Regions from separate parts of the Homo sapiens genome. Here all the other regions are linked to region 3. A link is a loop called in an ENCODE intact Hi-C map of the cell type or tissue named here. Cell type or tissue: PC-3. All regions are shown on one strand. Region 1 overlaps FUT8 (fucosyltransferase 8). Region 2 overlaps FUT8 (fucosyltransferase 8). Region 3 overlaps FUT8 (fucosyltransferase 8).

Evidence for each region. A loop is a pair of places that touch in the nucleus more often than their neighbours do. Peaks named below come from ENCODE experiments on the same cell type or tissue, not always from the same donor. Only the 100,000 strongest peaks of a DNase experiment are listed, where the experiment ranks them.
Region 1: it touches region 3 in a loop (5-fold over the local background); 21 of 110 quality-filtered maps call a loop at or near these places.
Region 2: it touches region 3 in a loop (3-fold over the local background); 4 of 110 quality-filtered maps call a loop at or near these places.

The regions. Positions count from the first base shown.
Region 1 is chr14:65,594,786-65,602,785 of GRCh38, forward strand. The region is part of intron 3 of FUT8 (fucosyltransferase 8); the gene reads left to right. Among named protein-coding and RNA genes, the nearest start is that of MIR625, 130 kb to the left of the region's middle. RefSeq lists an enhancer at 1-176. In PC-3, no CTCF peak of the experiment used is centred here; no DNase peak of the experiment used is centred here; H3K27ac peaks cover 1,950 bases.
Region 2 is chr14:65,492,194-65,500,193 of GRCh38, forward strand. The region is part of intron 2 of FUT8 (fucosyltransferase 8); the gene reads left to right. Among named protein-coding and RNA genes, the nearest start is that of MIR625, 25 kb to the left of the region's middle. In PC-3, no CTCF peak of the experiment used is centred here; no DNase peak of the experiment used is centred here; H3K27ac peaks cover 503 bases.
Region 3 is chr14:65,420,570-65,428,569 of GRCh38, forward strand. All of the region lies in intron 1 of FUT8 (fucosyltransferase 8), which reads left to right. Among named protein-coding and RNA genes, the nearest start is that of FUT8, 12 kb to the left of the region's middle. RefSeq lists a silencer at 4,728-4,928 and an enhancer at 5,416-5,485. In PC-3, no CTCF peak of the experiment used is centred here; DNase peaks (open chromatin) are centred at 1,052, 4,162 and 5,532; H3K4me3 peaks cover 1,466 bases; H3K27ac peaks cover 3,254 bases.

The DNA of each region.
Region 1 (8,000 bases), 170 kb after region 3:
ATCCAGCCGGTGTCTCTGAAGTTAAGTCCTCTCTCTTTGATATCCAGCCACTTCTCTCCTCTGCCGGCTGAGTCTGGGGTCTTTATAGGCACAGAATGGGGGTTGGGACGGGCCATAGGTAGTTTTGGAAAAGGCAGCATTCGATTGGTAAAAAGATATTATTGAGAAACAACCAATTGGGAGAGAGCGGGCACACAGGGATGGAAGTTTTCACTTTGGGCCACCGATTTCAGACTTTTCCACTCGAAGTTGGGATTTTGCCAGTGACTTGCCCCTGTCTGCCTAGAGTGTCTCTGCCTCCTCTGCCTCCTGTTGCTGTCAAAACCACTTTCAAATGTGTATTCTTAAAGTTTCATCTTATGCATTAGAATATTTAATCTTTGATAATGGCATTTATCTGGCACCTTATATTTACTGTATTTATTAATTATTGATTCCTGAGTCTCCTGAAAGTGTCTGGATATGGTTAATATGAGAGGATGTAATAATCAGAATGCCGTTAACTAGCATAATTTCAAAAATATTTTCTTGAACCCTGTTGTGTCTATTTGACTATTTTAATATGAACTAAAAATGTTAGCATTTCTTATTTGAGGTGAAATTATAAAGAAAATTTGTTTCCAGGGTTTACTTCATCCTCCTTAAAAGTAAAGTATTTTGTTTCCTCACTCTCATGTTATATACCTCAGTCTGGATTAGAACTAAAACCACTTACTTGATTTTGAGAAGAAAGTTCACTTCGAATTAAGTAGAATTGACATATATTCCTTATATTCTTTATCAAATAACTTGACGATTTATCTTCTACACCATTCTCTTTTTTTTTTTTTTTTTTTTTTTTGAGACGGAGTCTCTCTCTGTCACCCAGGCTGGAGTGCAGTGGTGGGATCTCGGCTCACTGCAAGCTCCGCCTCCCGGGTTCATGCTGTTCTCCTGCCTCAGCCTCCAGAGTAGCTGGTATTACAGGCACCCGCCACCACCCCTGGCTAATTTTTTTGTATTTTTAGTAGAGACGGGGTTTCACCGTGTTAGCCAGGATGGTCTCAATCTCCTGACCTTGTGATCTGCCCACCTCAGCTTCCCAAAGTGCTGGGATTACAGGCGTGAGCCACCACGCGCGGCCCACACCATCCTCTTATATTATTTCTAGCCTAAAACATTCTGCTGTGGCTGATAAACAGTTACTATGACTACCTTTGTTTTTGAAAGTATCAGGATAAATAGTATCACCTGGGCTAGGAAATATAAATTTATCTAATAACAGTAGAAATGAAGTTTGTAGAATGACCTGACAAACTGGTAATCTGGATTCTAAAACCTTTGGCAGTAGAATTGAAGATTAATTTTTGTCCTCTTCAGGCTCTGTGGGGTTTTTTTACCCTTTTGGAATGATTATTTTAACTGGGTTAGAGAAAGTATACACAGAGATGAACACATGCACATACATATGCAAAATGAAAAGTTGTAATTTTGATGTGTTTTGATTTTAAATATAGATTTGCTATAATAAAAACTACATCTTTTTATTTGGATGTGAGTGTGTATAGTTTGAAGATTAAACATACTTATTAATCATTGCTTTGACAGCAGCAATATTCACTTAGAACTCTTGATATTATCATATAATTTTATAGTATTCTTTCCAAAATTGTTAATTCATTTATAGCAGTTATCCAAACCATTGTTCTGTAGGAGGACTGTCTTCCTTTCTTACATGATCAGCTATTTTAATGTTACTGAAGTTTTTAAGAGCCATCTTTCTTTCATTCTTCAGGTTTTTGAAGGAGATGATGGTATGGATTTGCAGAATAGTTAGGGGAGTTACTTATTTTTTAGATAATTTTCAACCAATACCTTTAGGGTAGCATAAGAAGAAACCAAATATACAAATATCCAACCTCAAGAATATCAACTACAGAATTCTTTGATGATATAACACTTTTTTTTTTAAATGAAATCATAGTTTAAAATGCATGGTTGTTTTCTCTCATAGGACTTGCTATATTCTAGTCTTTTGAGTTTTCCAAGCATGGTCTATCTAAACACTTACTGTGATATGTAGAATTTTCTTAAATTTTCTCTAGACTGTAGACATCCTAGTTAGCTCAGCAGCATAATTCGTAAGAGGAAGCTGTTATCATATTCCTTATAATCCTTTTAAAATTTGAGGGCTATACCATAAAATTGTTTACCAGTAATCTGTGCTGTTCCACAATAGAACACAATAAATAATTTTGATAGGTAACATTTATTGAGCCCCTACTGTTTTGGAACATTTAGTCCTCAAAATAAGTCTTTATGGTACTATTGTTATTTTCATAGTACAGATAAGGAAACAGAGCTTAGAAAGGTTAAATAACTTGCCCAGAGTCACACAGCTAGGAAAAGTTAAGAGTCACACGGTAAGACTCTTACTAAAGTCTGTCTTCCTGTAAAAACTATAGTTTAAATCTCTATATTATTTTTCTGGATAATGCAGCTAACCAGCATTTTAAAAGGCGCTGATTTGAATGAGCTTTTCAGTGATGGTGGTGGATTAATCTGATTTATCCACACTATCAGGCCGGGTGCGATGGCTCACGCCTGTAATCCCAGCACTTTGGGAGGCCGAGGCGGGTGGATCACGAGGTCAGGAGATCGAGACCATCCTGGCTAGTGAAACCCCGTCTCTACTAAAAATACAAAAAATTAGCCGGGCATGGTGGTGGGCACCTGTAGTCCTAGCTACTCGGGAGGCTGAGGCAGGAGAATGGTGTGAACCCGGGAGGCGGAGTTTGCAGTGAGCCGAGATCGCACCACTGCACTCCAGCCTGGGCGATAGAGCGAGACTCTGTCTAAAAAAAAAAAAAACATAAATAAAAGAAGAAGAATGGTGCATATCACAGAATGGCTTGTCTTGGAGTAAAGTCCATGATAGTGTAACAGAATTTTTTTTTGGAGGCTTGGAAACTCTAAACATCTGTTATACAACATTGAGGACAGTAGCTCTAGTAGCACTGACTAATATGGACAACTAAATCAGTTTAACATTGAGCCAGGTATTTGTGACTCAGGCCATCTCACAGTGAATTTGTTCTTAATATGTTTTAATTTAAGCTGTTGGCCAGGCGTGGTGGCTCATGCCTGTAATCCCAGCACTTTGGGAGGCTGAGGCGAGAGGATTGCTTGAGCGCAGGAGTTGGAAACCAGTCTGGGCTACATAGTGAGACCTTGTCTCTACAGAAAATAAAAAATACAATTAGCTGGGCATGGTGGCGTACACATGTAGTTCCCAGCTACTCTGGAAGCTGAGGTAAGAGGACAGCTTGAGCCCAGGAAGTCAAGGCTACACAGTAAGCTGTATTTGCACCAGCGTGGGCAACGGAAAGAGACCCTGTCTCAAAAATTTTATTATTCTATTATGTAACAGTCATACAGTTTGGCTGTATTTACTAAAAAAAAATTTTTTTTTTCCGAGACGGGAGTCTTGCTCTGTTGCCCGGGCTGGAGTGTAGTGGCGTGATCTCAGCTCACTGCAACCTCTGCCACCCAGGTTCAAGTGATTCTCCTGCCTCAGCCTCCCAAGTAGCTGGGATTACAGATGCACGCCACCACCCCCAGCTAAGTTTTGTGTTTTTAATAGAGACGGGGTTTCGCCATATTGGCCAGGCTGGTCTCGAACTCCTGACCTTGTGATCCACCCGCCTCGGCCTCCCAAAGTGCTAGGATTGCAGGCGTGAGCCACTGCGCCTGGCCACAGTTTTTTTATTCTGTTAAATAATAGTGATGTGGTTTGGCTCTATTTACTATGTATACATCTATTTACTAATTTAGCTTTGAGTGTTTTTTGATAGAGATCTTTTTCTCATTTCTCCAGTTCAACTTCATTTTAATTACTGAATTATGGAGGAAAATAATGTGTTTTCATAGTAGTATAATTACTATTCCAAAGGCTGAAATATTATTGGAAGATATATTTTATTTAGAAGTTAAGTAAAAATTTACAAATACTTTGATGGTTCTTGGAACATATTTTTTTTCCCCTGAGGTCGAGTCTCTGTCTGTTGCCAGGCTGGAGTGCAGTGGCACAATCTTGGCTCAGTGCAACCTCTGTCTCTGGGGTTCAAGCGATTCCCCTGCCTCACCCTCCTCAGTAGCTGGGACTACAGGCATGCACCACCACGCCTGGCTAATTTTTTGTATTTTAGTAAAGATGGGGTTTCACCACGTCAGCCAGGATGGTCTCGATCTCCTGACCTCGTGATCTGCCCACCTTGGCCTCCCAAAGTGCTGGGATTACAGGTGTGAGTCACCACGCCTGGCCCAGAACATTTTTTAATAAGTCTCTGAACATAAAATTTAATTTCTGCCTGAGCCTTGTTTCCTACCTTATAAATGAGAAATAAGCAAACACAGACTCAGTCATCAGCTTTAAAGTAAACAAAAAAAATATTTTCAGAATATGGTATCAGTATCAGGCATATAAATAAGATAATCATTTTTCTGAAAAGAAAGAGGAGAAAACTAAAACTCATTGAGCATTACCATGTTTCCCCCCATCTCCCTATACTTCTAACAGTGGTTCACCTCTTCTTCATCTTTATTGTAAAGCATTTCTTAAAAATTGAAGAAGTGCTTGAAAGGAGGCAAAAGTTCCTTTTTGAAAATTGATTTATTTCTTGGTTTGGTTATGAGTATTTTTAGAAATATTTTAAATTCTTACTCATGCTAGGGAATGGCTGGTACAGGATGATAGGCAAGCTGCTTTAGTTTGGACCTATGTCATATAAAGGCCTTACAGCTCTGTTTCAGGAAGCCCATACTTAGATTCCAGGATACATTCCTGGGCCAGACATCTAGAGATACTCTTTGGTATGCAAGGTTTACAAGTCCGTTTTCAACATTTTGTCCTAAGTGTTCTGCTTCACTTCATAAACTAGTAATTGCAGTGTTATTATCATTTACCCTACCTTTGAACCTTATATTTAAAAGACTTACAGTAGTGTGAATTGGCACATAACCAAGGTCTTTCCATTTCTTAATAAAGCCATTAACTACTTTCTTTATTTGGAAAAAGAGATTTACAATAATCGTTAATTTTATTAGGTCTGCTTAATACATATGCTCTAACAAAAATTCAGTAATCTGCTGTAAATCCAGTGCCATAAGATATTTTCACCAAAGATTCTTGCTCTTTTGAGTACATGAAGAAAATTAAATGTTACTGTTGAGAGAAATGTCATTGTAGTCTAGAAAATTTTTTCAGAAAACCGATAGATTTTAATAGTAGAGTAACTTGATAAACAGGATTAGTATTGTACACTTTAGCCAAGTAAACGTAGAATAATGTGTCTAAATTCCCCACAACAATCCATTTCTTTCTTTAAAGATACTCATCTCTTAATGCAAAACCTGTTTGTAAAAGATGTGTCAATTGGATTTTCCATTTACTTGTATTTCAGTTTACAAATGCTCTATTTTCACTTCACTGATTACTTTAGCTGGTTATATGACAGAGCTTTGTTATTTTGTCCTGCCTTTACCACTTCATACTTCTTTTTCCTCCTAGCTCTAAGTAGTCAGTGATTTGTTTGTGTTACTTCATTTATGCAAAAAATATTAATGAAGCAACTACTATGTGTCGTGAGAATGTGTCATGTGCTAGGTATAGAATAGTGCCCTCACAGATTTGAATGTAGCGGGATAGAGTGACAAATAAGCGCTTACATTAAATAAGTGGTTATAGAAACAACTTACATTTAAATATCAGTAGGGGATGGGTTAAGAGATGATGATGTCTCCATGGGATGAATATTTTGCAGCTGTTAAAATATATAAAACATTTGTAAAAAATATGCATAAGACGATATTTGTAGTAACATGGGTTTCATGGGGACTAGACTTGTTATTATGTATAATCTTGTACCTTAAAAAATTTATTCACATATTTTCAGCTAAACTCTAATAAGATTTAAAGAAAATTTGCAGCATATGGAATGAGCAAATAAGTAAGCAATTACATTTCCATTTAAAAAATCTGGAGATAAAACATTGAATTATTAATCACTCATTGCCCTGATTTGTACATTTTCTCCAAATTGCCTTCTTTTAACACATTTGAAGTGAGCACAGACAACTATTCGTTCTACATTGTTCTGTTGTTGGCTGCTGGATGATGCAACAGTAGTCTAGTATACACTTGTCAAAGTAAATATGGACACGGATTTCCTTGGAGAATTGAGCCAGAAACCTTTTTAATGTTGATATCATAGTATCTTAGAGCTGAATTTAGATACAGATTATCATATGTGATTATTCTGTTAAAACTGAGATTGTCGCTTGTCCCTTTTACCCCTTCTTGGTTTGTGTGTGAGTCTGAAAGTTATAGTAAATTTTGAAAATTATAAATAAATAAATTCACACTTTTGCACATTAGGTAAAATGGATATGTATAGTCATTAGAAGCTGTTTATTTGAATAAAGTGATATTTTCTTTCAATAGTGGAACTGGCTTCTCCATGTATCGAATTTGACAAACTCTTATAAAGCTTGACATTTGAATAAATACAATTATTTGTTGTGCTTTTGCTGGGAATATTTCAGTCCTATGGGTGACCACTTAAAATTCCAACCAAAACAAACAAAACTGCATATCTATAATTTACTGAGTATAACTCTACCTTTCAGCCATATTAGTTTATATTTAGAAGTGGTCCGAATTATGTTAATCTTAGTAGTTTGTTGATATAATGCCACTATTACAGATTTTCTTTATAGATTGTTTAAAAAATTTTTTCTTATTATCATGTGAAACAAAATGATGTTATTTTAGCAGCTGAACTACTATGTAACCATGACTAAAAATTTAGTAGGTGATAGGCAACGGTGTTGGTTAATTTCTTCTGAATAAAAGACATGCTATATAATATTTTTACAGTAATATTCTAATAGTGTATTACTATATGATGCCAGAAGATCAGAATCAAATATCATTAATGATGAGCAACTACTTATTTTTTATCTAATTTTATTAACGCGTTTCTGCTGTTAAAGAGTACTTCAAATATATATGTAAAGCTCAGAAAATAATATAACCCCATGTATTTCACTCAGATTGAACAAGTATTGATATTTTGCCATATTTGCTTCAGATTGCTAGAATAAAATACAGATGTAACCTTTTTTTTATCTTTTGAAGTTTTGATGGTTTTTAAAAAAATTTTTTTTATATCCGTAAGTTTTTGGAGGACAGGTGGTATTCCGTTATATAAGTTCTTCAGTGGTGATTTGTGAGATTTTGATACACTCATCACCCGAGCAGTATACGCTGAACCCAATTTGTAGTGTTTTATCCCTCACCTCCTTCCCACCATTTCCCCCGAGTCCCCAAAGTCCGTCGTATCCTTCCTATGCCTTTGTATCCTCATAGCTTAGCTCCCACTTATGAGTGAGAACATAGGATGTTTGGTTTTCCATTTCTGAGTTACTTCACTTAGGATAATAGTCTCCAGTTCCATCTAGGATGCTGCAAATGCCATTAAATTCATTCATTTTCATGGCCGAGTAGCGTTCCATCTCTCACACACACACACACACACACACACACACACACACACACACACACACACACACACACACAGTTTCTTTATCCACTCATTGATTGATGGGCATTTGGTTCCACATTTTTGCAATTGCGAATTGTGCTGCTATAAACATGCATGTGCAAGTATCTTTTTCGTATAATGACTTCTTTTCCTCTGAGTAAATAACCAGTAGTGGGATTGCTGGATCAAATGGTAGTTCTATTTTTAGTTCTTTAAGGAATCTCCACACTGTTTTCCATAGTGGCTGTACTAGTTTACATTCCCACCAGCATTGTAGAAGTGTTCCTTGATCACCACATCCACGCCAACATCTATTATTTTTTGAGTTTTTGACAATGGCCATTCTTGTGGGAGTAAGGTGGTATCACATTGTGGTTTTGATTTGCATATCCCTGATTATTAGTGATGTTGACCATT
Region 2 (8,000 bases), 72 kb after region 3:
ATTAAAACTGTAGATTCAATCCAACATGACAGATATTTATAAGCATGTTAAATCAAGTTTAGCCGAAAGCTGCCTTCTTACTTCAGTTTAGCCTAAAGGTTTTTGAGCTATAACAAGTGGAGGCATATTGTGAGCTATAACAAGTGGAGGCAGAAACAGACTGTAGCCACACTTGTGCCAGTCACTAAGTTTTGGCCAATCAAATGTAGTCAACTGTTCAAACTGTGTTCAAATAAGGCAAACACCAACCTGTAACCAGTCCAGCTGTTTTTGTACGTCACTTCCTTTTTCTGTATGTCACTTCCTTTTTCTGTACATCACTTTCCTTTTTCTGTCCTTAAATCTTCCACCATGTGGCTGTGCTGGAGTCTCAGCGCCTACTCTGGCTTAGGAGCGTGCCTGATTTGCAGATTGTTCATTGTTCAGTTAAACTCCTTTAAATTTAATTCTGCTGAAGTTTTTCTTTTATCAAGTACCTAATATGTCAGACGCAGTGTTGTAGACTTTAGATTTCAGGAGAAGGAAGAGAAAGGAAATAAAACATAATGTAAATGTCTATAATATATGACAGAATATGAAAAGGGTAATAAGAGATTCAGCTTACCTATATTTTGGCTTAGGCAAAGAGTTACCCACCTGAATCTGCTCTAAGTCCATGAGGCTTGTTTACCACAAGTGGCAAAGTAGGAATTTTGACCATTTCGTGTCTCTGTCTCTCCCTCCCCACCTGCTTCCCTTCTCTCCTCCCCTTTATCTCCCCACTCCCTCTCTGTCTCCCCATCTCTCTCCCTGCCATAAGGTGAAAGTTTAAACTTGGGCTCTCCAATAGTTGCAGATAGGAGCTTGTTGATTTTTTTGTGTACAAGCGTGAATCAGTGGCCAAGTCAAAGTGCCATAAGGAATGTACAATTTTTAGACTTTGGTGAGTATTGCCAATGATATAGCGTCTAGATTTTAATATCTGCATTGTATACCTTTCCAGGGCATAGAGGATTAAAGGGGGACTTTAGAAACAACTATTTCAGTCATCTGTGAAGATACTTTTTACAGAATCCCAGACTTAGCTTGACGGCTTTTTATAGTGAGGAATCTTTCTATCATGTAATGCAGACCACTTTATTATGGGCTCCAGTATTTGGAGTTCTTAGTCCCAAATGACCACCTTCTCCCTCTGTTATTCTGTATTCTTTTCATTTTGTTAGATATATTTTGGCTTGACTGAAGAGAGAACCTGTTGATGGGGAAGCTAGGAATAGAAAGAGAAGGGATAGGTTCAGGAAGCTTGACAAAAAAGGAAATAATGGTAGTAATAATGGTTAATAATTCTTAGCACTGAAGTCTCAGGTACTGTGCTAAATGCTTTTCTTATATTATAACCTATAGAATTGATGTTTTAATATTAAATATTAATTAAATGAAAGATTAGTTTGATAGTAAATAATAGTATTTACCCTCTGTTACAGAAAAGAAACTGAGCTACAATAATTTGCCCAGCAAAAGGTAGAGTTCTTGCTGGGCTATTGATTCTAGAGACCAAACCTTTAACATTGCCATGTATTGTCTCTTAGGGATAACCTTGGAGGCCTCTTTGGGAAAAATTTTCTCCTTTTTTTTTTCTAAGTATGATAGTGTTTGGAAATAAAAGATTAACATTTCAAGGCTGGTAATTTGGGTGGAAGTGGGGAGGAGGTGAATAAAATTTATTCAATATTTTAAGGTTAGATGAAGAGATAAGGAAAGGAAGGAACCTGGAAGCAGATGAGTGAATGTAATATGCTTTGTTAGTCAGGGAGAAAGGAAATTTTGGTTTAGCTGTTGTAATGACTACATTTTATAATACTATATAAACATGCAAGTTTGATCTTTGTATAGTTTAGTAAAAGCTATGGTCATTAGTTTATAGTCCAGTGCTGTCCAATAGAAATGTAGAGTGAACCACACATGTAATTTTTTAACTTTTTGTTAGCTACATTTAAAAAGCAAAAAGAAGCAGTTAAAATTGGTTTCAGTTATTTAACGTAATGTATTCAAAATATTTCAACAACTAATCAATATAAAAATATCAATTAGAGTTTTACATTCTTTTATTCATATTAAGTCTTTGAAATCCATGTGTATTTTACACTTATAGCACATCTCAGTTCAAACTAACCACATTTCATATGGCTACATTTGGCTACTGAATACCTTACCAGACAGTGCATTTACATACTATTAGAAGAGAAAAGGTTTATTGTAGTTGCTATGTTCATAAAAAGTTTCTGATTGAATTACAAGTAGATGGCTTATTCTCCCTCTGTATGTAACAAACAAGGAGTGAAGAGGAATCTGGGGCTGCAAAGCATCGCTCTCCAGTTGTATCCAGAGAATCTACTCAGGAGGGGCAACGTATTTTTTTATTTTTTATTTTTTAAATTTTACTTTAAGTTCTGGGATACATGTGCAGAATGTGCAGGTTCGTTGCATAAGTATACATGTGCCATGGTGGTTTGCTGCACCTATCAACCCATCATCTAGGTTTTAAGCCCCGCATGCATTAGGTATTTGTCTGAGGAATGAAACTATAAACATATTAAATCCTATAAAAAGAAAAAAAAGTAAGGTTCTGAAGGGTTCCAGAATTCAGGAGACGGAAGAGAAAGGATATTTTTTATACTTAAGGAAGTGGGGAGGAAGGTTTACCAAATGTTTAGGTTTCTGCTGATTGAGGCTTTGTTGTATAGTTAGAAGGACTTCCAAGAGACTCCAGAATTTCTGCTATCGTAGTTCTGGGCTCTGGTTTTACCTAAAAACTCAATGCTTTTTCTCTAGATAGAGCTCTGGAGGAGAGGCACACAGTTCTTACTTAGTGTGAAACATGGTGTTTGTTGGTTTAGGGACTTTGTACCTCTTTCTGGAACCTTTCAGAACCTTTTTTTTTCTTTTTATAGGATTTAATATGTTTATAGTTTCATTCCTCAGGCAGGAATTACTGAAGTTTGCTTTTCCCTTAAAAAAAAAAAAAACCCAGTAAATTAAATAATCACATTTAAAAAACTATAGCAAATCTTTTCTAACTATGAAAGTTAAAAAAAGTCATGTATTCTTTGTGAAAAGTTAGGTAATTGAGATACCTGTTTTTACATATTAAATGAACAGGTCTCAAGCAGAGTTTTCACTTTGGCTGCTGCTTCTTGCACTGGGGTTCCTTGGGCAGGAGCACTCTGGTGAATCATCACCTCTGGTTTGGATGTAGTAGTACTGGATATTTTGTTTCTTTTAAGGAGAGTGTGAACAAATGGGAGTTATGTGTTCCTCCGGGGTATGGTCCATTTGTATATTGCTCTTTATCTGTGTATCATATTTTATTTGGCTAAGAGCCTAATTATAATATATTTAATTTTTAAAAATCTTAGCTATTTGTAGGGTTTAAAAAACTAAACAACAGCAATAGGATTTGTATTGCTAATTGAGAGATACCAGGTTAAAATACAAGTTTTCTATATAATTTAGCAGAATAAAACACACTTATCATTTTTCCATTTTCTGAATTTGTAATATGCTAATGTTATCAGTATATAATATTTTTTGCTATGACTAATTGTGTTATATTTGTTGTGAATGTAGTCTTGGTTCAAGTAGGGGTAAGGAGGTATTTTGGAAACCAGTGCTTACCATTTTGGGGATAGGTGGTGGGAATAGACAAGCTAGAAATACACTTGGAAGGAAGAAAACCATTTAGTAGGAACTTGAGATGAGGGGAGAAACAGACATTTTTAGGAAAGTGTAGTGTTTTAAAAAATAAATTTAGACACAAAAAATTAATCATTAGGAACATAATCAGATTTTAGAAAAATTTAAGTAGAAAAAAATCACGTTAAATAGATAACTTTGAAGTAAATACTAATTATGTTTATATTTTGAGGGGAGGAAATAAGTCTCTTAGTTGGCCCCCTTGAGGCTGCCTAGATGTGGAGAACCATAAGACTGAGTTTGTACCATCTTTGAGTTAAAAAGCTAACCCTGAGTGATTTTGGAATAGATTCCTTTAACATATTTTCAGTCATATTCCTTTTAGAATTATTATTACATAGATTTCCTAATTTGTAATTCTCAAGTGCTGTGAAACATTAAACATTTTTAGCAACCTCAACCCATCATAGTCCTATGACTGCCCTTCTTTCACTTTTAGTCATATAGGAACATTTATAAGAGTATCTGATATGGTTAGACTTTGTCTCCTCACCCAAATCTCATCTTGAATTGTAATCCCCATAATCCCCACGTGTCAAGGGAGAGACCTGGTGGGAGGTGACTGGATCATGGGGGTCGTTCCCCCATGCTGTTCTCATGTTAGTGAGTTCTCATGAGATCTGATGGTTTTATACGTGTCTGACAGTTCCTCCTTCACCCACTCGCTCTCTCTTGCCTGCCGCCATGTAAGACATGCCTCTTCCCCTTCTGCCATGATTGTAAGTTTCCTGAGGCCTCCCCAGCCATGCAGAACTGTGAGTCAATTAAACCTCTTTTCTTTATAAATTACCCAATTTTGGGCAGTTCTTCATAGCAGTGTGAGAATGGACTCTGGCCATGATTTTCTTGGTATGACTCAGGAAAATTCTTCTATGGGGTATGGCTGTGGAGTGGTTTTGTGCTTGCTGTTGTTGCCGTGGTGCTTCAGAAAGTTAGCCTAGATTAAAGAGTTCAGGTTTTGGAGTCACATGGGTTGTCTTGAATTCTGTCTCTGACCCTTAACTACCCCTGTGACATTGGGCAAGTTACTAGACCTCAGTTTCCTCAACTGCAAATTGGAAATAATAGCAACCACCTCCTAGGGTTGTGATGAAGTTTAAGGATAAATGCTGCTCTTTTTATTGAGCATTTATTTATTCCAGCCAGACACTGTGTTACATACTTCATATGCAGTATATAATTTAATTTGTATGTGTATATTAGAGTATGTAAAAGTTCATTTCCAACGGTAATATATGTCCAGTAACCGGTTGCTATTACTTTTTCTATATGTTGATTCCTTAATCAGAAGTTGATGTTCCTAAGATGAAAGATGGGAATGGGCATTTTGATCAGATCTGAAGGACTTGTTTGGAAGTTGACAGTGGTTTGAAGGTGAAATATTTACTAGAGTGTGGTTCAAGGATAATCTGCATGGTAATTACCTTGGAAGCTTGTTAAAATGTAGAGTTTTGTGTTTGTCATCTGAAACTCTGAGTCTGAATCAGGATCTCTGGCCGTGGAGCCCAGACCCTGCAGTTTTATAAGCTTAATCATAATTCTTATTCTCTATGAAGTTTTTGAATCATCTTTTTAATTTATTCTTCCCGATGATTAAAAAATGATTCTAATGATTTTTAAATATTTTTATTTGATGTAATGAGCTTTCCATTTTATTGGTAATGGAGGTGGTAAATTTTTTCCATTTAAATGTTTACATATATGTGATTTTTGTATGTTATAAGAGTTTAATGGGTGGTGACATTCATTCAGCTAATGTTTAGTAAATATTAAAATATTAAAATTTATAAAATACAATTTACTTATTTGGAGTATTTTAAAATGAATATATCATTTTATTCAGTTATTCAAACAAAATGATTGTTGAGACTATGAGTAAAATAGTCTCAATTTACTATAAAATATGTCATATTTTACTCAGTTTATAGTCTCCGAATAGGGTGGGAAAGGAGAGCAGATTGAGAATGTGCTGTTATGAAGCTAGGTGGAGAGGGGAAGGGAGCGATTTTCTGCTGCTAACTAGAAGAAAAGCATAACTACAAATAATTTATATAACTAATAAGATTTCAAAGCAGATAGAAATTTTCAGGGAGTTTTGGTCAGAGTCATTTTATTAGTCATATTATTTAATGAAAGAATAATCAGGAATGCTCAGCCTCTGTGTTTTCTACTATTGCTTTGCTCCCTAAGAACGCTCTTTTAGATTTTATCTGTCTATTCTTTTGAGTTTTATCTTTGCCTTCCTGGGAAGTCTCACTCGACTTTTTAGGAAATCAAGTTGTATCCCCACAGTGCTTCACATGACCTTATTTTTTTTAGATTCTTCAAGTAAAATCTTACTCAAAGGAACCAATAAATTGCCTCACGTCATAATTTTAAACTTAAGTGTTTGGAAGACTAATTTCAGTGAGTCTTTGCATTGGTATCTTTAGCCCACAAATCTTTTTGGCTCCAGTATCCACTTTAATAATTCTTATGGGTTAAGTAACTGTATTTTTAATATCTGTAGTTTTGTTCATTATCAGAAACTAGGTCACCAGGGTTTGTTGTGTCATTGTTAATTAAAAAGGTATTGTATGCTTTTTTTTTGGAATGTGCTTGTACTGAATGAAGCCAAAATATGTTAGTAATGCTCTGCTTTAAATACTCATAGAATATAATTTTGCATATTTTAAACTCAATCTATCTGCCAGTACAACAATGTTATTTATCTCTGAGAATTTTGACTATTCTTTCATGCTATTTAGAATTCAATGAATTGTTAAAACTTCTAGTAGGCTTTTTACTGACAGTCTCTGTCTGACTTCTCCTTTACAAGTTTTCCTCAATATTTTCAGAAGTAACATTTGGGTCTTACTGAAATAGGAATTTTTGGTTCTATAGTAGCAGATGGAAACAGTAGACTTTTTTAGAGGTTGGAAGCAGTGGGATACAGAGAAGGAGAAAAATCAGACTAAATTTATGTCATGCCTCTTTCATTGTGAAAAATAATTATAGCCTCATGTACATTACTTTTCTGAGGGTTGTAGTGGTGGTAATGGTTGTGGAAGTAGTAATAGTTGTAGGGATGAATTAAGGAGGCATTGGGTAAGAACGTGTCTCCCAACATAGGATTTCAGTTACTTCCCAAATATAAATAACAGTGGTTATTACCAAAAATTTTTCTTCAAGCGACAGTGATCTCACTGTATGTTGCCCAGGCTGGCCTGAAACTCCTAGGCTCAAGTGATTCTCCTGCCTCAACCTCCCAAGTTGCTGGGACTACAGACACACACACACACCACCATACCTGGCTGAATTTTTTTTTAACCAGAGAAGAGCACACTAATTTTTTCTTTACCCTTATAGCATTTTCATTACCAGTTATTATACTTTCATTCTGAATGATTTCAGAATGTTTGGGGATGGTGTTGATAAACTAGAATTATTTTGTGGTTAAGTAGAGGCCCTCAAACAGAGTACAGCTCAAGTCTCAGGTTTACCACTTTTTTTTTTAAGTAGTACATGGGGCAAATTATTTAATATCTTATTTTGCCATAACTAATTATTAATAAATATCTACTTTATAGGTGTGTTGATGATTAAATCAATTTGTAAAGAATAATGGGCTGGGTGCAGTGGCTTGTGCCTGTAATCCCAACACTTTGGGAGGCCGAGGTGGGAGGATTACTTGAGCCTAGGAGTTCGAGATAATTCTGAGCAACAAGCGAGGCCTCATATGTATAAAAAATGAAAAACTTAGGCTGGTGCGGTGGTGTGTGCCTGTAGTCTCAGCTACATGGGAGGCTGAGGCAGGAGGATTGCTTGAGTCCATCGAGGTCTATCCAGGCTGCAGTGATCTGTGATTGTACCATTGCACTCCAGCCTGAGCAACACAGCAAGACCCTGTCTCAAAAAAAAAAAAAAAATGCCAGCAAATAGTATGTGTTGAATATTTAGTTATAAGTATTATTCACTCTCTAAAATAGTCTTCTTAGTAAACTCTAATTGACCTTAGGGTAAAAAAATTTTTATATTTAAAAGCTCAGAAAAATTCAGCTTAGTTATTTTTAGGCTGGTGTTTGGTCTCACATACACACTTAACGCCCCTTTCAAACTGTTATGGAACAATGTTTTTCAAACTTTAATGTGCATATGGGATTGTGTAGGGATCATAATAACATGTAGATTCTTATTCAGTAGTTTTGGAATAGGATGAGATGTTACCTTTCCAACAAGCTCCTGTTGGTAATCTGGATGTAGCTCATTCTTATAACACACTTTGAGTA
Region 3 (8,000 bases):
GCTTGTAAATGCACGGTTGGAAAATAAGATACCCAACCTTTGGAAATTATTCAGGGAAGTGCATCTAAAGTTTAGAGAAAAGTTGGTTTCTTCATATTTTAATGACACTTTTCAGCACGTATAGTTCACCCTTGAACAGCACTGGGTTTGGGGCACAGACCCCCATCAAGATGAAAATCCACATGTAACTTTTATCTCCTCAAAAACTTAATTACTAATAAACTACTGTTGACTTCCAGCCTTACCGATGACATAGTCAACTAACACATTGTACCTTATATGTATTATATACTGTGTTCTCAAAGTAAGCTAGAGAAAAGAAAATGTTATTAAGAAAATCATAGGCCGGGCGCCGTGGCTCACGCCTGTAATCCCAGCACTTTGGGAGGCCAAGGTGGGCGGATCTTGAGGTCAAGAGATCGAGACCATCCTGGCCAACATGGTGAAACTCCATCTCTACTAAAAATACAAAAATTAGCTGGGCGTGGTTGCATGTGCCTGTAGTCTCAGCTATTCAGGAGGCTGAGGCAGGAGAATTGCTTGAACCTAGAAGGTGGAGGTTGCAGTGAGCCAAGGTTGTGTCACTGCCCTCCAGCCTGGCGACAGAGCGGGACTCCATCTCAGGAAAAAAAAAAAAAAAAAAAAAATCATAAGGAAGAGAGAATATATTTACTCTTCATTAAGTGGAAGTGGATCATCACAAAGGCCTTTATCCTCATTGTCTCCACATTGAGTAGGCTGAGAGGAGAAGGAAGCGGAGGAATTCGTCTTGTTGGTCTCAGCATGGTAGAGGTGGAAGGGGGAAGGGGAGGCGTGAGAGGCAGGCACACATGGTGTAACTTTATGGCAATACGTCATACTTCTGCCTTTTTTGCTTTTTCATTTCTCTGAAAACATTTCCATATGGTACCAATCCTTCTTCCACCGTTTGCTTTAGTTTCAGTGCCCATATCAGAGAAGGGTCCATGTCATGAAGGAGTCAAAAGCAGTCTTGAACAATCAGACAGTCTTCTGCCATATCGTCTGATGTCATTTTGTTTTCTTGCATTCCTTCTACATTACCTGGTACTGGATTGGAAGCACTTACCGAGTCATCTTTTTAAATTCCTCTTGTGTGATGTCTATTTCTTGAATTTCTCCAAGATTTGTATCTTGAAACCCTTTAACCCACCCCCCCCTTTTTTTTTTTTTGCCATATCCACAGTCTTTTTCGTGATTTCCTTGATTGGCCCTGTGGCAAATCCTGTGAAGTCATGCACAACATCTGGACACAGTCTTCTCCAGCAGGAATTTATTGTTTCAGGCTTGATGGCTTTCATGGCTTTTTCCATAACAACGACGGCTTCTTCAGTGGTGTAATCCTTCCAGACTTTCAGGATGGTTTCTTTATTGGCATTCTCTTTCATAGAGTTGACAGTACTTTCTGTAGTGTACTGTGTCCAGTGATCCTCGTGACCCCCTGATTTAGAAGCTGAATTAGAGACATTTTGTTTGGGGGCAAGTAGACTACTTCAGCACCTTTGGTGTTGAACTCATGGGGTTCCGGGTGGCCAGGGGTATTGTTCAATAATAAAAGAACTTACAGGCAAAATACTTCCTGACTTCAGGGACAAAGCATCAATGGAACCAATCCAGAAAAAGGGTTCTCATTGCCCAGGCTTTTTTTGTTCTATGACCAAAAGACTGGGAGCTGGTGTTTATCTTTTCCCTTCAAGGCTTGGGGGTTTGTAGCATTATAGATAAGGGCAGTTCTGATCATAAACCACACTGCATTTTCACCAAACAGTAGAGTTAGCCCATCCCTTCCTGCCTTTAATCCTGGTGCTTTTTCTCTTCCTTACTAATGAATGTTTTTTATGGCATTGTTTTCCAGAATAGGGCACTTTTGTCTATATTAAAAACTTGTTTAGGCGGATATTCTTTCTCCATATTTCTTTTTTTTTTAAGAGATAGGGTCTTGCTCAATTGCCCAGGCTGACATGCAAATGGCATGATCATAGCTCACCGCAGTCTCAAACTCCTGGACTTAGGCAGTCCTCCTGCCTCAGCCTCCCGAATAGCTGGGATGCAAGTGTGCACCACTATGCCTGGCTAATTTTTAAATATTTTTTATTTTTTTGTAGAGACAGGGTCTCACTGTGTTGCCCAGTCTGGTCTTAAACTCCTGGCCTTAGGTGATCCTCCCACCTGGGCCTTCCAGAGTGCTGGGGTTACAGGTGTGAGCCATTATGCCTTCCCCCAGCTAATTAAAAAAATGTTTTTTGTAGAGGCAGGGTCTCGCTGTATTGCCCAGGCCCAGGCTGATCTTGAACTCCTGGCCTCAAACGATCCTCCTGCCTCATCTTCCCAAAGTGCTGGGATTACAGGGATGAGCCACTGCACCTGGCCTCCTCAGTGATTTTCTTTCTTTCTTTCTTTTTTTTTTTTTTTTTTCGAGACTGAGTCTCGCTTTGTCACCCAGGCTGGAGTGCAGTGGCGCGATCTCGGCTCACTGCAACCTCCGCCTTCCGAGTTCAAGTGATTCTTCTGCCTCAGCCTCCTGAGTAGCTGGGACTACAGGTGTACACCACCACGCCTGGCTAATTTTTGTATTTTTTGTAGAGACGGGGTTTCACCATATCGGCCAGGCTGGTCTCGAACTCCTGACCTTGTGATCTGCCCACCTCGGCCTCCCAAAGTGAATGATTTTCTTTCTTTTTTTTTTTTTTTTGAGATGGAGTCTGGCTCTGTCGGCCAGGCTGGAGTGCAGTGGCGCAATCTCTGCTCACTGCCAGCTCCGCCTCCCAGGTTCACGCCATTCTCCTGCCTCAGCCCCCTGAATAGCTGGGACTACAGGCACCCATCACTACGCCAGGCTAATTTTTTGTATTTTTAGTAGAGACTGGGGTTTCACAGTGTTAGTCAGGATGGTCTTGATCTCCTGACCTCGTGATCCGCCTGCCTCGGCCTCCCAAAGTGCTGGGATTACAGGCGTGAGCCACCGCGCCCGGCCTAAGTGAATGATTTTCTTAATGTCATCTGGAAAGTCGTCTGCTGCCTCTTGGTTGGCAGAAGCTGCTTCTCCTGTTATCGTGACGTTTTTAAAGCCAAAACTCTTTCTAAAATTATCAAGCCATCCGTGGCTGGCATTATATTCTTCAGCTTTAGATCCTTCGCCTTCCATTTGTTTTAAGTTGTATAATGACTTTGCTTTTTCTTGAAACTTATTAAAGTTTATAGGGATGCCTTTCTTTATAGCAATCCTGTACCCCTATAAAAGCTACATTTTCAACATGAGATAAAAAACTATTTCACAAAACGTGCACAATTTTTGCATCTGCTGGTGTGCCTTCAGCAATGGCTTCATGAATTCTTTTTTTACAATGGCCCTTATGCTGGATTCATTTATTTTGAAGTAGCACGCAACTGCAGCTGCAGACCTCAATCTACAGTACGTATCAAGCAATTCACCTTTTTCTTGTAATGCCATGATTTTTCTCTGCTTCTTGGGAGCACTTCCGGCATCACTAGTGGCACTTAGGTGTCATTTGAGGTTTATAGTATCGTACTAAACATAATGAAACCGCGAGAGATCACTTTTTACTGGAATATACAATTTATTGGAAAGATGAACTGCTTGCTTGGAGATGATTAATGTCACATGGTACTTTAAGCAAATATTCACTCTTGAGCTCACCTCATTAACAACAGGAGGTGGCTACAAAATTATTTCAATAGTACAGGGTGTAGTACAGTTAAATTTATGTAGTTATGATTTAATACTGCATCTTTACTCTTTTGAGACAGGGTTTCTCTCAGTGTCAAATGCCACCATGTGTGGCTAAGTGTGTGGTATAAGTTGTGACAATTTTTAACTTTTTATAATAGATTTGTATATATTTGTAGTAGTAAATGATAAAATAGACTAGTATCTACATATATTTTAAGCACTCATGACATACCTCTTACTTTCTATTTTTCTTTTCTTTTCTTTTTTTTTTTTTTTTTTGATGAAGTCTCATTCTGTCACCCAGGCTGGAATGCAGTGGCACGATCTCGGCTCACTGCAACGTCCACCTCTGGTGTTCAGGTGATTCTCCTACCTCAGCCTCCCGTCTTTTTCTTTTTTTGACCCAGGGTCTCACTCTGTCACTCAGGCTGGAATGTCATGATTCAATCATAGCTCACTGCAACCTCTGCCTTCTGACTCAAGCGATTCTCCCATTTCAGCCTCCCAAGTAGCTGGGACTGCAGGTGCATGCTACCATGCCTGGCTCATTTTTGTGTTTTTTGTAGAGACAGGGTTTTGCCATGTTGCCCTTGTCCAGGGTGGTTTTGAACTCCAGTGCTCATGATCCTCCTGCCTTGACCTCCCAAAGTGCTGGGATTACAGGTGTGAGCCACTGCACATGGCCTACTTTTTTGATATTTCTAGGTTATATGGTTGTCTATGAATATTTTCAAATTGTCACAAACCTCCCCCAAATTTATCAACATATTTATTGAAAAACATTAGCATATGAGTGGACCCTCAAAATTCAAACCTGTGTTGTTCAAGTTTTAAGCCCTGAGAGCTCTAAGAGTTTAAAGCTAAAAACAATTAGAAAAAAAATGGAGTTTCTTTTTTTTTTTTTGAGACGGAGTTTCACTCTTGTTGCCCAGGCTGGAGTGCAATGGCACGAACTCGGCTCACCACAACCTCCACCTCCTGGGTTCAAGCGATTCTCCTGCCTCAGCCTCCCAAGTAGCTGGGATTAAAGGCATGCACCACCACACCCAGCTAATTTTTTTGTATTTTTAGTAGAGACAGGGTTTCTCCATGTTAGTCAGGCTAGTCTAGAACTCACGACCTTAGGTGATCCACCCGCCTCGCCCTCCCAAAGTGCTGGGATTACAGGTATGAGCCACCATGCCTGGCCGTTTTTTTTTTTTTTTTTTTTAAACATGAAATGTTCTTTTTCCCCCTGGTTTTATTGAGGTATAATTGGCAAATAAAAATTGTATATATTTAAGGTGTACAACTTGATGTTTTGGTATATGTGTAGATTGTGAAATGTTTACCACAATCATGCTAATTAACACATCCGTCACCTCACATAGTTATTTTTGTGTGTTTGTGTGGTGAGAACATTTAAAATCTCCTTTCTGGCTGGGAGCAGTGGCTCATGCCTGTAATCCCAACACTTTGGGAGGTTGAGGCAGGCGGATCATGAGGTCAGGAGTTTGAGACCAGCCTGGCCAACATAATGAAACCCCATCTCTATTAAGAATACAAAAAATTAGCTGGGTGTGGTGGCGGGCCCCTGTAATCCTAGGTATTTGGGAGTCTGAGGCAGGAGAATTGCTTGAACCTGAAAGACGGAGGTTGCAGTGAGCTGAGATCACGCCACTGCACTCCAGCCTGGGTGACAGTGCAAGACTCTGTCTCAAAAAAAAAAAAAATCTACTTTCTTAGCACATTTAGTGTGTACAATAAATATTATTAACTGTGGTCACCATGCTGTACGTTAGATCTCTCGAACTTACTCATCCTGAATAACCCTTTGGCCAACATCTCCCCATTTCCTCCTCACCCCAGCCCTTGGCAACCACCATTCTGTTCTCTGCTTCTATGAGTTCACCTTTTTTAGATTCCATATATAAGTAAGATCATGTAGTACGTGTATTTGTCTTTTTCTGCCAGTCCTATTTTACTTAGCCTAATGTCCTTCGGGTTCATCCATGTTATTTGCAGATAACAGTGTAAAGGGGAGGCAAACTTTACCTCCACCTTTTTAAAGTTTTTTTTTTTTTTTTGCTTGGCCTCACAAATTACCATAAGATAGATTATCAGGAGAAAAGCACACAAATTTATTCAATACAAGTTTTATGTGGCACAGGAGCCCTCATAAGGAAACAGACCCAAAGATACAGTTAGAATTGAATACTTACATACTGAATTGGACAAAGGATAATAACTTGTGAAAAATAAACTGGATTATATGGGGAGGCTTAAAGGATAGAAGTTATTTTAACAAAGTCTGTATGGAATTCTCTTTGTCTCCATATCCCGTCCTTGATGATAAAAATGTTGCTTTCCTTTTAGTTTAAGGAGGACATCATTCACATGGGAATTTCATCTGCTTTTAAGAAATAGAAGAAAGGTCAGAGCGCTCTTCTTACACCTGCTGTTTTTCAAGTGCCTTTGACTCAAAATAGTCAATATGTCAGAATGGCGTATTTAAACTCCAACAGGATTGTCTTACTTTTTAAAAGCTGAATATGAATCCTGTGTGTGTGAGCATGCACACACACATGCACACATAACACATTTTCTTTCTTTTTTTTTGAGACGGAGTCTCTCTTTGTCGCCCAGGCTGGAGTGCAGTGGTGTGATCTTGGCTCACTGTAAGCTCTGCCTCCCGGGTTCAGGCCATTCTCTTGCCTCAGCCTCCCTAGTAGCTGGGACTACAGGTGCCCGCTACCATGCCCGGCTAATTTTGTTTTTGTATTTTTAGTAGAAACAGGGTTTCACCATGTTAGCCAGGATGATCTCAATCTCCTGACCTCGTGATCCGCCCGCCTTGGCCTCCTGAAGTGCTGGGATTACAGGCGTGAACCACCGCGCCTGGCCTACATAACACATTTTCTTTACCCGTTTATCCATTGGTGGACGCTTACGTTGACTCCATATCTTAGCTATATGAATAATGCTTTCATGAACATTGGAGTGCAGATACCTCCTTGACATACTGATTTCATTTCCTTTGGATGTATACCCATAAGTGGAATTGGTGGAGCATATGGTAGTTCTATTTTTAATATTTTGAGGAACCTCCACACTGTTCTTTTATAATGGCTGTCTCAATTTACATTCCCACCAACAGTGTACAAGATTCCCTTTTCTCCACATCCTCATCTTTTGTCTTTATGTGAATAGCCATTCTAACAGGCGTGAGGTGATACAGAATTGTGGTTTTGATTTGCATTTTTGTGATGGTTCATCAGTATTTTTTCATATACCAATTGGCCATTTATATGTCTTCTTTTGAGAAATGTCTATTTAGGTCTGTAGCCCATTTTTTAATTGCATTATTTGTTTTCTTGCTATTGAGTTGAGTTCCTTATATACCGAATTCCTTCTTAGTAATTTTAAAAATAGCATTATTAAGGTATAATTTATATACCATAACATTCATAGTTCAAGTTCTAGTAAATTTATATAGTTGTGCAACAATTATCACAATCCAGTTTTAGAAAACTTTCATCTTCCAAAAAACCCATTCTTGTCCATTTGCAGTCACTCCCTGTGCCTATCCCCAGCTCCAGGCAACCACTGATCTGCTTTTTGTCTCCATGGTTTTGCCATTTCTTGATTTTTAATATTAATGGAATCATACAATAGTGTAGTCTTTTGTGTACTCCTCCTTTCATTTAGCATGATTCTGTTTAGTAATGGGAATGAATGGATAAAGTACAAAAGCTTTGAACTTGGAATCAGGAGACTTGGATACTAGTAGTGTGTGCCACCAAATATATAAACATGGTTAACCACTTGTCCCCTCTCGGCCTCTGCTTTTTCTTCCATAAAATGAATTATTTTGACTTTCTTATATCCCACTTTTCACAGCTGGGTAGACATTCACTGACCTTTTCTTAAAAGGTACATTAACTCTTCCTCTTAAATGTAGCCACTGTGTGTGTGTGTGTCTTTTTCTGGATCAAAAAAATGAGGCTTATGTCAGCTATGGTCTGAATGTCTCTTCAGAATTCTTACGTTGAGACCTAACCTTCACTTTGATGGTTTTAAGAGGTGGGGCCTTTGGGAGGTACCTACGTCATGAGCGCAGAGCTCTCAGGAATGGGATTAGTGTCTTTACTATTAAAGAGGCCTGAGGGAGCTTGAACCCCCACTTTCTGCCATCACCAGACACCAAACCTTGATCTTGCACTTCCTAGCCTCCAGAACTGTAAGCAATAAATTTCTGTCATTTATAAGTTACCCAGTCTAAGGTATTTTGTTATAGCACCCCAAACGGACT